Regions from separate parts of the Homo sapiens genome. Here region 1 is linked to region 2. A link is a contact called in ENCODE Hi-C or POLR2A ChIA-PET data. All regions are on one chromosome and are shown on one strand. The core of a region is the stretch at or near the end of the contact, and the rest is flanking DNA. Distances in the headings are between cores, read along the strand shown.

Region 1 (5,790 bases), core at 3,142-5,641, 120 kb after region 2:
TAAGTTCTGGGAGAGAAGACAATAGAGGAGGTGAGGCTGACAGGTTATGAGAGGAAAATGTCAAAAGTAGGGGAAGGCCACAGGAGAAGTGGGTATGGACCCTAGAGTTTCTCAGGATATAGGAGCAACTGGGCTTAAGAGAAAACCTTCTCCCTTACACCAAGTTCTCAAACAATGGGAAGAAGAAAAAGCCTCCTCAGGGAGAGGTTACCAGACCACCCCTCCACATCCCAAGTGGCTAATGTGGCTAGCATCCAGCCACCCACCCACAGCCAGGTGCTCACTCCCTCCCTCCTCCAAACCAGCCAAGGCAGCTGGCATCCATGTCCACCATAATGTAGGTACCTCCCTGGCCCACCATGGAACACTGCCTCTGCTCCAGGTTCTATCCTTTGCCCTCTCTTTCCATGCTAAGCAATCATTAGGCCCGTGGAGCTGCTGCCACTGGAGCTCAGACTCCTCTGAAAAGATGACAGAGAATCTGACCCTCTGCTTCCTGCTGCTGTTCTGCCCACAATGATTCTTTCATTCACTTGTTCAGCAAACAGTTGCTGACTGCTGACTAAGTGCCCTTTCCTTTTTGTCATTTCTCTGACAAATAACAGTGAAGTCAAAAATATCATGATACATTTTCAAAATCCAAATCATTCCTGGTCAGTTGACTGGCTGACAATAAAGCCTTTCTAATAAGTGGGATTTCATTCCCCATGGGAACACATGCCCTGTCCTCAAATGCCAGGGCTGAGCTCATTCTACCTGAAAAGCAGAGTGTAACTTCTGATGCCACCTCCACTACCCCACCCAGCTCCTGTCCATCAGCTCAGTTTCTAAGAACAATTTCTGGGGCAATAATGGGAAGAGTCCTTGTGAAGGAAGTCCAGTGCGCACATGCCTGGACTCCAAGCTATTCCAGCTGGACTCCCAACTAGACTGCCTATACTGTGGCAGATAAGCCCAGAATCCTCCATGGCCCTTTCAAGGGAAGACTTGGCTTTGGTCAGCAGACAGTCTACACTTTTCAGCTCCTGCAGGGTCTGCCTCAGTTGCAGAGAGCTACTTTGCATGAAGTCATGATTGTTTAGGACAGCCTGTAACTAGTGACTGAGCCAGGCATGGATATAAAAACCTAACCATTTTAGCCTAATTCAGGATCATCTGAAGGACAATACTCACTTCAGAACTCCTCACTGGGATGCACAAGACTTCATCAGGCTTACATCAAAGTTTGACTGCTTCCTCTGCCCGATCCTACTTCCTCCCCCTTCCTTTTGTAGGGGTCGATCTCTAATAAACATACTGCATTCAAACCTCTATCTCAGCATCGGCTTCAGGAGAACCCAACCCACAACACTTACCAAAAGTTTTTCAAATTTGAGAAGCTGCTACACCTTGTGGGTTCTGTTTGTGGCAGAACTCCAAGCTCTAGTATATACGGTTGGAACACTGTCTTAGAAAGGAGGAGGCAGAAATAGTAAATATCCCCTCTGTGACTATTTAACATTTGAAAGACTCCTGAGAAGGCCTTTTCTGAACTGAAACAGTGGGAAAAGATTTCAACTGTCCAGCACCACCCATAAATCATAACCACATTCTCTAGTTAGCACATACTACTCACTACTCAATCACTAGTTCAGATTCTTACCCTTCCCTTGAACTTCTGACTCTCCACTCTCAGTGGAGGCCTGGCCTTCTACATCACAGAGCAAACAGAAGCTGTCAGACAGGGTCTCCCCAGCTTCCCACCAGCAAACAGATGGAGTCCACCTTTTGAAGAACTTTACTTCTTACCCACCCTCTCTCCTGAAGCTTCCACCTGTCCCTATGTACTAGAGTCTCTCATCAGCATTTATAAATAGTTTCTTTTTGTTAAAAAAGACATAAAGAGTCCATCAGCAGATGAATAAACAAATTTGTCCATACAATGGTATCTCCATACAATGATACATTATTCAGCCATAAAAAGGCATGAAGTATTGATACATGCTACATCATGGGTGAACTTCAAAAATTATTATGCTCAGTGAAAGAAGACAGACACAAAAACTCATGTATGTATGACTCCATTTACATGAAATATCCAAAATGAGTAGATCCATAAAGACAGAAAGGAGCTTTGTGGTTGTCAGATGTTAGAGGATAGGGAAATGTGGATAAACTGCTCAGCGGGTATGGGATTTCCTTTTGAGGTGATGAAAATGTTTTCGGATTAAATAGAAGCGGTGATTGCACAACATAATGAATGTACTAAATACCACTGAGCTTCTCACTTTAAAATGATTAATTTTATATTATATAAATTTAACCTCAATGTAAGAAAAAGAATAAAGAAAAACTTCCCTAGACCTCTTCTGGGTAGCATCTTTTCTCATCTCCTTTCATTTTTCTTATACTGATAACTTCTCAAGGAATGTCTAGACCTCCTTACCCGCCATTCACTCCAAAGCCCACTCCACACCACTCCACTCTCACCCAGTGACAACCACTGATGCTTCTCACTCCTCCCCTCCTGAGATTTCTTGGCAGCACATGACACAGGAGGCCAGTTCCTCAGTCCTAAAGTAAGTATTCTGCCCTGACTTCCTTGAGACTGAATACCTGATGAGTTCCTGCCACTACAGCCTCTCCTTTGCCAGCTCACCCTCTTCTACCTGACTGTTAAGAGTTGAAACTTCTCAGGATGCTCTTGATTCTCTTCTGGGGCTCATCAGTTCTCATGTCTCCAACTGCCATCTAGATACACATACACACAAACAGGAGCGCACAGAAATAAAACTAGAATGACCTACTGGATAATAAAACATATTGCAAAACCTCTACAATTAAAATGGTTTGATACTGGTGCATGAATAGACAGAATTACCAATGAAGCAGAAAAGAACATTCAAAAACAGACCCAACTGCACACAGAAATTTAATATACAGTAAGAGCAGCATCTCAAATCTATAGGGAAAGCACTTTCTTTTTTAGACAGGGTCTCGCTCTGTCGGCCAGGCTGGAGTGCAGTAGTATGATCACTGCAACCTCAAACTCTTGGGCCCAAGCGATTCTCCCACCTCAGCTTCTGGAGTAGCTAGGACTACAGGCACGCACCACTACACCTGGCTAATTTTTTTTCTTTTTTGTAGAGACAGGATCTCTCTCTGTTGCCCAGACTGGTCTCAAATACCTGGCTTCAATCCATCTGCCCACCTCAGCCTCCCAAAGGGCCGGGATTGTAACAGGAGTGAGCCACTGCACCTGGCCAAGTCAAACTTTTTAATAAGCAGTGTTGGGATAACTCAACAGACATACTGAAAAAGGTAAAAATTAACCCCATGTCTTATGCCTACATGTCAAGATAAATTCCAAACAAATTAAATCTTTAAATATACAAAATGAAAACATATAAGTACCAAAAGAAAGCATAGGTCAACTACTCTATAATCTGGGAGTAGTAAATAATAACTTTCCTAATTATAAGTTGGTGGCAACAACTTGTTGAAAGTAAATAACTTTCCTAATTATAATTCAAAATCCAAAAGAAATCACAAAAATATTAATTTGATTATGCAAAAATAAAAAGTTTTATAAAAAATAAAAATGCATGGAAAAATATCATAAGCAAAAAAGACAAATGTCAAACTAGGTAAAGTATCTGCAATTTAATATCATAGAGTGTTAATATCCCCAATATATAAAAAACTTTTAAAAAATAAGGAGAAAAAGACCAAAAACACAATAGAAAAAAAAGACTACAGATATAAACAGGCAGGTCACAGAAAAAGAAATACAATGCTATTTGACTCTATGAAAAGATGTTCAACTTTGCTCATCACATGACAAAGATAAAATAAAACTACAGTAGAAAACTGCTTTCCACCTATTAGGTTGTAAGTACTTTGCAGGCGAGACTAGGGAAATGAAATTTGCATATACAGCCCCTATAAAGGGGAATTTGACAACATCTAATAAAATTATAACTGCATTTACCCTCTGACCCAGAAGTCTGACTTCTAGGAAGTGACTGCAAAGATATGTTGGCAATAACCTGGATGAGCCTGGAAGTAGATTCTTTTCCAGAGCCACCAGAAAGGGACACAGGCTGGCCAACACCCTGGTTTCAGGCTGTGAGACCCTGAACAGAAGACTCGGCTAACCAGGACCTAGATTTCTGACCTACATCAACTATGAAATAATAAATGAGACGGTGTTTGAAGCCACTAAGTTGGTGGCAATTTGTTTCACAGCTGTAATTTGCAATACAGCCCTGCAGATGGGGGAAAGGGTTCACACCAAGGCTGGAAATGGGAGTAAGTGGACTGTGTGAGATCTTAGGCCATCTAGTTTGGCTGAAACAGCAGACAGGCAGAGCTAAGGACTTAGAATAGCTGAGGTTCTTGAGGCCAGCCCTCCTTGCCTGACCATCCAACGGGAGTATGGGAGCAGGAGGTGAAGAAAAAGGTCAAGGAGGGGAAACCCCTGGCAGGCTGCATCGCTGGTACTGATAAAAAGCATATGATCACTAAGACTTCAGATTTACCCTAAAGAATCTATAAGTACTTCTGTTTCTTCTACTTTCCCTTCTCCCTCTAGGCCTCCCCTCCCTTCTTTCTTGGACACTCAGACTTTAAACTGGATGACCTTGAAAAAGGTAGGAAAAAAATTTTAACAAAAAGGGAGCCCATTATTTGGTAGAAATTTCTCCTTTGTAAGTTTTCCTTTTATATAAGTCTATTTCTGTAGATAAATTGAACCCAACTGTGATATTTAAATCGTTTTAAGAAAGTACATTCTGTTTTACTTGCAAAAAGAGGGGACCCTTGGCCTCTTCCTTGAGACAGGCGAAATGGAAGGGGATGCAAGATACCCTGCTTATTTATCTCCAAAAGAAATCTATAGCCCCAAGCCCAGCCCAATTTTTGTGCCCAGCAGGAACAGGCCTTTGTTCAGAGAACACCACAGGTATGATGGGCACCACACCAAAAACAGAAAGCAGAACCGCTACATCTTTGGGCTCAAGACAACGGGAACATGAAAACAACAGGAGATGGAGAGTGCCAGGCACAAGGGAAATACCTTTTATCTTACATTTTGTTGCTCCTAATGACCTTGTTCAGGCCTCAAATCAGTATGACTTCATTCTTTGGGAAGTATATTCTATGGAAGCTTTAAAATATATTATGAGGTTGCTATGGTTTAAATGTGGCCTCCAAAGTTCATGTGTTGGAAACTTAATCCTGAATGTGACAATGTTGAAAGAGGTGATTAGGTCATGAGGGCTTTGCCCTCATGAATGATTAATGTCACTATCACAGGAGTGGGTAAGTTTTCGCAAGAGTAGTTTATTAAAAAAGCAAGTCCAGCTGGGTGCAGTGGTGTGCCCCTATAGTCCTAGCTTCCCAACTACATGGAAGGCTGAAACGCGAGGACTTGCTTGAGCCCAGGAGTCCAGCCCAGGCAACATAGCAACACTCCGTCTCTTTTGTTCCCCCCCACAAAAGGCAAGTTCAGCCCCATTCTGCTCTCTCTCCAGCACCTGCTCTGTCACCACATGATGCCTTTGGCCACGTATGCCACAGCAACTAGGCCCACAACAGATGCAGCTCCTCAAACTTGGATATCCCAGTCTCTAGAATTGTAAGAAATAAATCTATGCTCTTTAGAAATTACCCAGTCTCAATTATTCTGTTACAGCAGCATAAAATGTACTAAGACAGAGATAAATCAAGTTCTAACACAGGGAGACAGGTGTTATTGAACAGGTGCCGTCCACAATCCTTCAGAGCGCAGTTAGCTCCATCTCTCTTCCC
Region 2 (5,697 bases), core at 1,289-3,788:
GTTCAAACAGCAACTAACCTTTTTCTTCCTTCACAACTATTAAACTTGGACAAATACCTCAAAATAGTACATGAACCAAGAGTTTAATCCTTCTCCCCAGAGGCAAAGAGAGGACTATGTGGGTAACATGAGGGTAAAACCCTGGGTCCACCAAGTCCAGGACAAACGGGTCCTGGGTCCTCAGGCAAGGGGGACAGAGGGGCAATAAGAGCAGAAGGGAGGACAACCCAGGGCTGAGGCCCCAGTGATGGGGGTAGAGAAGCCCTTGTTCAGTCCCAGCATGGAGCTGAGGCTGGCCACAGTATTCCTACAGTACAGCAGGAGCGACACCTGCCTGCCACCTGGCTGAAGGGATCTGGGCAAACTGATGAGTCCACCCCCAAGCCCAAGCCAATTAAAGGTTATCCTTATACAATTAAAGGTTGTGTAACATATGTAACAAACCTGCGCGTTGTGCACAGGTACCCTAGAACTTGAAGTATTTAAAAAAAAAAAAAAAAAAAAAAGGTTGTGTAAGAATAAAGTGGCCCAGAGAATGATCATGAATGCTAAAACACAGAATCCAAAGGGCTCATGCCAGAAAACCCAACAGCAACTTCTGTGTCTTATTTTATAATAAGTAATTTAAATAATTATAAATCATGTAAGTTCATGGTAAAGAAAAAAAAAATCAAGCAGTATAGAAGAGTGCAAAATAGAAAGGAAAAGTCCCTGTTTCTCAGACCATCAGAGGTAAGAGCAGAGTTTTTTCTTTTTTCTTTTGAGACAGGGTCTCGCCCTGTCACCCAAGCTGGAGTACAGTGGTGTGATCACAGCTCACTACATCCCTGAGCTCCCAGGCTCAACTGATCCTCCTGTTGCAGCTTCCTATGTAGCTGGGACTAGACATATGCCACTGCACCTGACTAAATTTTTTTTTAATATAGAGCTGAGGTCTCACTATGTTACCCTCAAACTTCTGGGCTCAAGTGATCTTCCCGCCTCCCAGAATGCTGGGACTACAAGTGTGAGCCACCGTGTCCAGCCTTGACTAATTTGTTGTTGTGATTGTAGAGACTAAGTCCCACTATGTTGCCCAGGCTGGTCTCAAACTCCAGGCTCAAGTGATCCTCCTGCCTCAGCCTCCCAAAGTTCTAGGACTACAGGCATGAGCCATCACGCCCGGCCCAGATTTTTATATCACATATTTAAAAATATATGTGCAATATAAATTTATATATAAATCTTTACCCATTTACTTTTTATATGAATGGATCACGCTTCTACACATGCTATTTTCAATGTAGAGACCCTACTCTCCAGAAAGAAGAGGCTCCTCAGGTCTCTCCGTGCACCCCTTGATATCAAATTGAGCAGCAAACAGAAGAGAACAGGGGTGGCTGGTCATATTTTAAAAGACTCCAGGATACACTAACATTCCAGAACCAAAAGCTAAATCCAAAGAGCTCCTCAGGAAAGCGTGAACTCGGCTGCAACGGGGTCTCTCTCTACAGGCCAGGGAGAGGGAAGGCAGCCTTTATAAACCGTTCCTCTTGGGCTCTCCTGCCTGTGGCTGTTAGCTTCACCTCCCCCAACTTGCCATCTGAGGGCCTTCATTCTTCACTGTCATGCCTGTCACCACCTCTGTCCTCCCCCTTTGGGCCTGCTCTACAGCCTCCGCACTGCTCTGAAACATCACCACTGGCAGGACTGTGCAACTGAGAACAACAGGAGATGACCTCACGGCCTTTACATTCTAATGCCAGCTCCCAATTACTTGTACTGTTGAATAATTGAAAGAGGAGAATAATCCACTCAGCTGATTTGGGAAGCCAGCCAGGCACACAGATTATCTCAGAGTGAATTATTCACACTAGGGATAATTGGGAGTTGCCCAAACTTCTATTTGTAGTTCAGGCATCACGTGGAAGAACATTCGGTATGGAAAGTATGAAAGCTGGAGAGGGAAGGAGCCCCTGTTTCCGGGCCTGGGTTTCCTTTATGTTGCTTGGGAAGTCAATGCTCCTCTCTCGGTCTCACTCAGAGTCGGTGAGCACAATGATGATGATGATATTAACATTAACAATATTTTAGTGACAGCTCTTGCTGTATTTCCTTACAATGTGCTGTGTTCTGTGCTATGAGCTTCATGTGTATCATCCTACATTATCTCATTTAATCCTCACATGAGTCTGTGAAGCACCACTGTCTTCTTCATCTCTGAGCTGAGGAAGCTGAGGCTTAGGTTAAGTAACTTGCCCAGAGATATACAGCAACAAGCTGTATGTCCATCCATAGACCAGGATCTTACTCAAGAAGTTCTTTTGCCACACACCTCTTACCTCTCCCACTTTTAAGAGTCTTCCTTACACAAGACATAAAACTGTAAAGGATAAAAACACCCCATTTTTAGTATAATACTGTCTACTCTCATCTTGAAATTACTGGATTTCAAGGTAAGAAAAATGGCTCCCTCCTCTGAAGGTTGGCAAGAAGCCTATAGGAAGGGGCTGGTCAGCTGGTCAATCCATTTCGAGAAATCCAGTGTCTGGAAGCACAAGCCACTGGCAGACTTCCAGAAGAGCTCAGCCTTCTCTCATGATCAAAGACTCAAAAATGAAACCACTGTCCTCCCCCTGACACGCCACCACTTCAGCCAAGAGGCAGCTACTGAGCTGGGCAGCTCAGCACCGTGAGGCCAGAGCATGGGGGAAGGGCATAGGCTCAGTGAGCTGCAAGGAACACCTGCCTCAGACAAGGGTCCATGAGGTGACTGACTGTCCCTGCATGTGTGGGGTCTCCTTCCACAGTGCCTAGGACAGAGTCCCCAGATACTAGGTGTGGTGCCAGTCTCCAGCACGGTCACCGGCGATCCCCACCAGCGATCCCAGCCTTTGTGTTGGTGCCTCCCACATTAACTATAGATGATCTATGTGACCAAAAGAATAAAGAGGAAGTGATGATGTCGAATTCTAAGGCTAGGCCACAAAAAGAACTGAAGTTTCCATCTTGCTGTCCTATGTTGTTCACTCTGGGGGAAGCCATGGGGAGACCTGCACAGCCCTGTGGAGAAACTCACAGAGAGAGAAACCGAGGCCTCTCACCAACAACTGGCACCAACCAGCCAGGCGTGTAAACTGGAAGCAGATTCTCATACCCAGTCAACACCCTGCCTACATTTCCAAATTCCTGACCCAAAGAAACAGAAAAATAATAAACTATTACTGTTGTTTTAACCCACTACATCTGAGAATAATTTGTTATACAACAACACATAGCTAATAAACTGGACAAGAGGGAAAAGAGCTGCTTCACAGCATTGTTTCCAGAAGTGTGACGTATCCATAGAAGAACCAAACCTGGTGTCAGGGCCAGAGGCCACCAAAGGCCCTGACTAAGCCCCTAAGGTCTTAGAACACTATATGAGAAAAAACAATGACCTTCACGGCCCAGATATTCCAGCCCTCCAGTCAAGGAAAAGCTTGCAGAAAATATTCACGATGCCCATACCTCTGCCTCCAGTCAGGATGACAATAACAACAATATTAGAAGCTACCATTACTGAATGCTTACTATGTGCCCGGTGCATGCTCAGTATTCTTATATTACCTCTCTTTTTTTTTTTTTTTTTTTTGAGGCGGAGTCTCACTCTGTCACCCAGACTGGAATGCAGTGGCACGATCTCAGCTTACTGCAACCTCTGCCTCCTGGGTTCAAGTGATTCTCCTGCTTCAGCCTCCCAAGTAGCTGGGATTACAGGCACGCGCCACCATACCTGGCTAATTTTTTGTATTTTTAGTAGAGACGGGGTTTTGCCATGTTGGCCAGGCTGGTCTCAAACCCCTGAGCTCAGGAGATCCACCCGCCTCAGCCTCCCAAAGTGCTAGGATTAACAGACTTGAGCCACCACGCAGGCCATTACCTCCCTTATTCTTCATTGCAATCCTCAGAGGAAGCACATAGTAGGGACTCAATAAATATTTGCTAAATGAGTAAATAAACCACCATTAGGAGTTCGTCTCTATAACTGATCTATGTCCTTTTGGTATAATTTCAACTTTCTATATTACGTATTACTTTAACGTTTGAAAAGCTTACACTGAGAATGTATTACTTAAATAGAGGAAACAATATATATGAAATTAAAAAAAAAATTTGTAGGGCAAGCAAAGCTCTAATCATTATGTGCCATCCATCACGTTTCCCAGAGAAGTGCACCTCCATCCTGAGCTGACTCTCTGAGAGCTTCTCACACATCCTGAGCTTCTCACACAGCTTCTCAAGAGCTACCTGGATCCACTAGAAAGCCCATTCACACAGCACCCTGTGTTGCTTGACCCTCCAGATTGTCCTCCAACTCAGAGGAAGGAAGTAGGTATGCTGCTAGCTGGTGGAAGTGGCAGGATTGCTCTACTCGTCTCAGGACCAGGTGCCATGGCCAAAGACAGCCCCAGCAATTGAAAATCAGGCAGACATCACGGTCCTGAGTCTGGACAGCCACAATCTTATGATGAGAGTAGCCACAAACATGGAGAGACATGAAGCTTTCTGACTCTATATCCTAATCTGGGGAACAATAATCTTCCCAGTTATGAAGCACTATCATGGCCATCAGATCTACCACCCAAAATCCTGATGAGAGGAGGTGACTTGAACTAGATACCAGGAAGAGCTTCCTACTATCAGAGATTTAAGATAACAAGGTAGGCAGTGCTGTAGTCTGAAACCATGAAGAGTTCCTTCTCTCCCGCAAAGCAATCAGAGGAATCTTTTTTTTTTCCTCCTTTTTTTCTTTTTGACACTAGGTCTTGCTCTGTCACCCAGGCTGGAGCACAGTGGTGCAATCATAGCTCACTGCAGCCTCAAACTCTTGGACTCAAGCAATCTACCTCCCTCGGCCTCCCAAAGTGCTGGGATTACAGGTGTGAGCCACTGAGCCAAGCCAGGGGATCATTTTTAAAATGTAAATCAGATCTTGTTACTCCCTTAATTAAATGGCACCAGTGGCTTCCTGCTACCCTTAGAATAAAATCCAAATTTAGTTCACCTAGGTCTCTAGGTGCACTGCCAACTTCGCCAACCTCACCTCTTCTTAGTCTTTCTTTAGCTCACTCCATTCCAGCCACACTCACCTTCTGGCTGCTTCCTCAACTGGCCAAGCTTGTCCCTACCTCAGGACCCTTGCAACGGCTATTCCTGCTGCCTGGAAAACCCTTGGCCTAATGTACATATGGCTGACTCAATCTATATTTGAGTTGAGGCCAGAATGACATCTCTTTGGAAAAGTCTCTGTAACTAACTCATCTAAAGAACCTTATATCATCCTATTTTATTTTCTTCATAACACGTTACTGACTTAAAAATGCTTTATTGAGGTAAAATTCACATACCACACAATTCACCCATTTAAAGTGTACAACTCAATAGCTTTTTGTGTATTCACAGAGTTGTGCAACATATCACAATTTTAAGGCATTTTCATTGCCCCCCCATACCTATTACTAGTGCCCCCCGCAACTCTCCCCAACCCCCACTCCCTCAGCACTAGGCCCTACAGATTTGAATATTCCAGACATTCCACAGAGATGGAATCATCCAGTATGTGGTGCTTTGTGACTAGCTTTTTTCACTCTGACTTTTTAAAAGTTTCATCCATTCATAACATGTATCAGTACTTCATTTCTTTTTATTGCTAAATATTCCATTGTATGGATATAC

What was found. Hi-C counts contacts between places; a loop is a spot of excess contacts on that map. ChIA-PET counts read pairs that join two places held with the same protein, here RNA polymerase II (POLR2A). Pooled maps may share reads with other maps.
Region 1: a loop to region 2 is called in a pooled map, with 1.9 times the contacts of the local background. The contact joins two enhancer-like sites. A Hi-C loop is called at or near these places in 1 of 50 pooled maps. POLR2A ChIA-PET finds 5 or more read pairs at or near these places in 4 of 52 experiments (Caco-2, activated CD4-positive, alpha-beta T cell and activated T-cell).

What each region holds. Positions count from the first base shown.
Region 1 is chr5:139,087,665-139,093,454 of GRCh38, forward strand. All of the region lies in intron 3 of SIL1 (SIL1 nucleotide exchange factor), which reads right to left. Among named protein-coding and RNA genes, the nearest start is that of SIL1, 110 kb to the right of the region's middle. Within about 2 kb of position 4,392, at least 4 of the 41 ENCODE cell types and tissues checked have a DNase peak (open chromatin) inside an H3K27ac peak, as active enhancers do.
Region 2 is chr5:138,972,718-138,978,414 of GRCh38, forward strand. The region is part of intron 7 of SIL1 (SIL1 nucleotide exchange factor); the gene reads right to left. It overlaps LOC124901079 (a long non-coding RNA gene), which reads left to right. Exons shown (of 2, transcript XR_007058954.1): 2 at 1-3,222. Among named protein-coding and RNA genes, the nearest start is that of LRRTM2, 100 kb to the left of the region's middle. Within about 2 kb of position 2,539, at least 20 of the 41 ENCODE cell types and tissues checked have a DNase peak (open chromatin) inside an H3K27ac peak, as active enhancers do.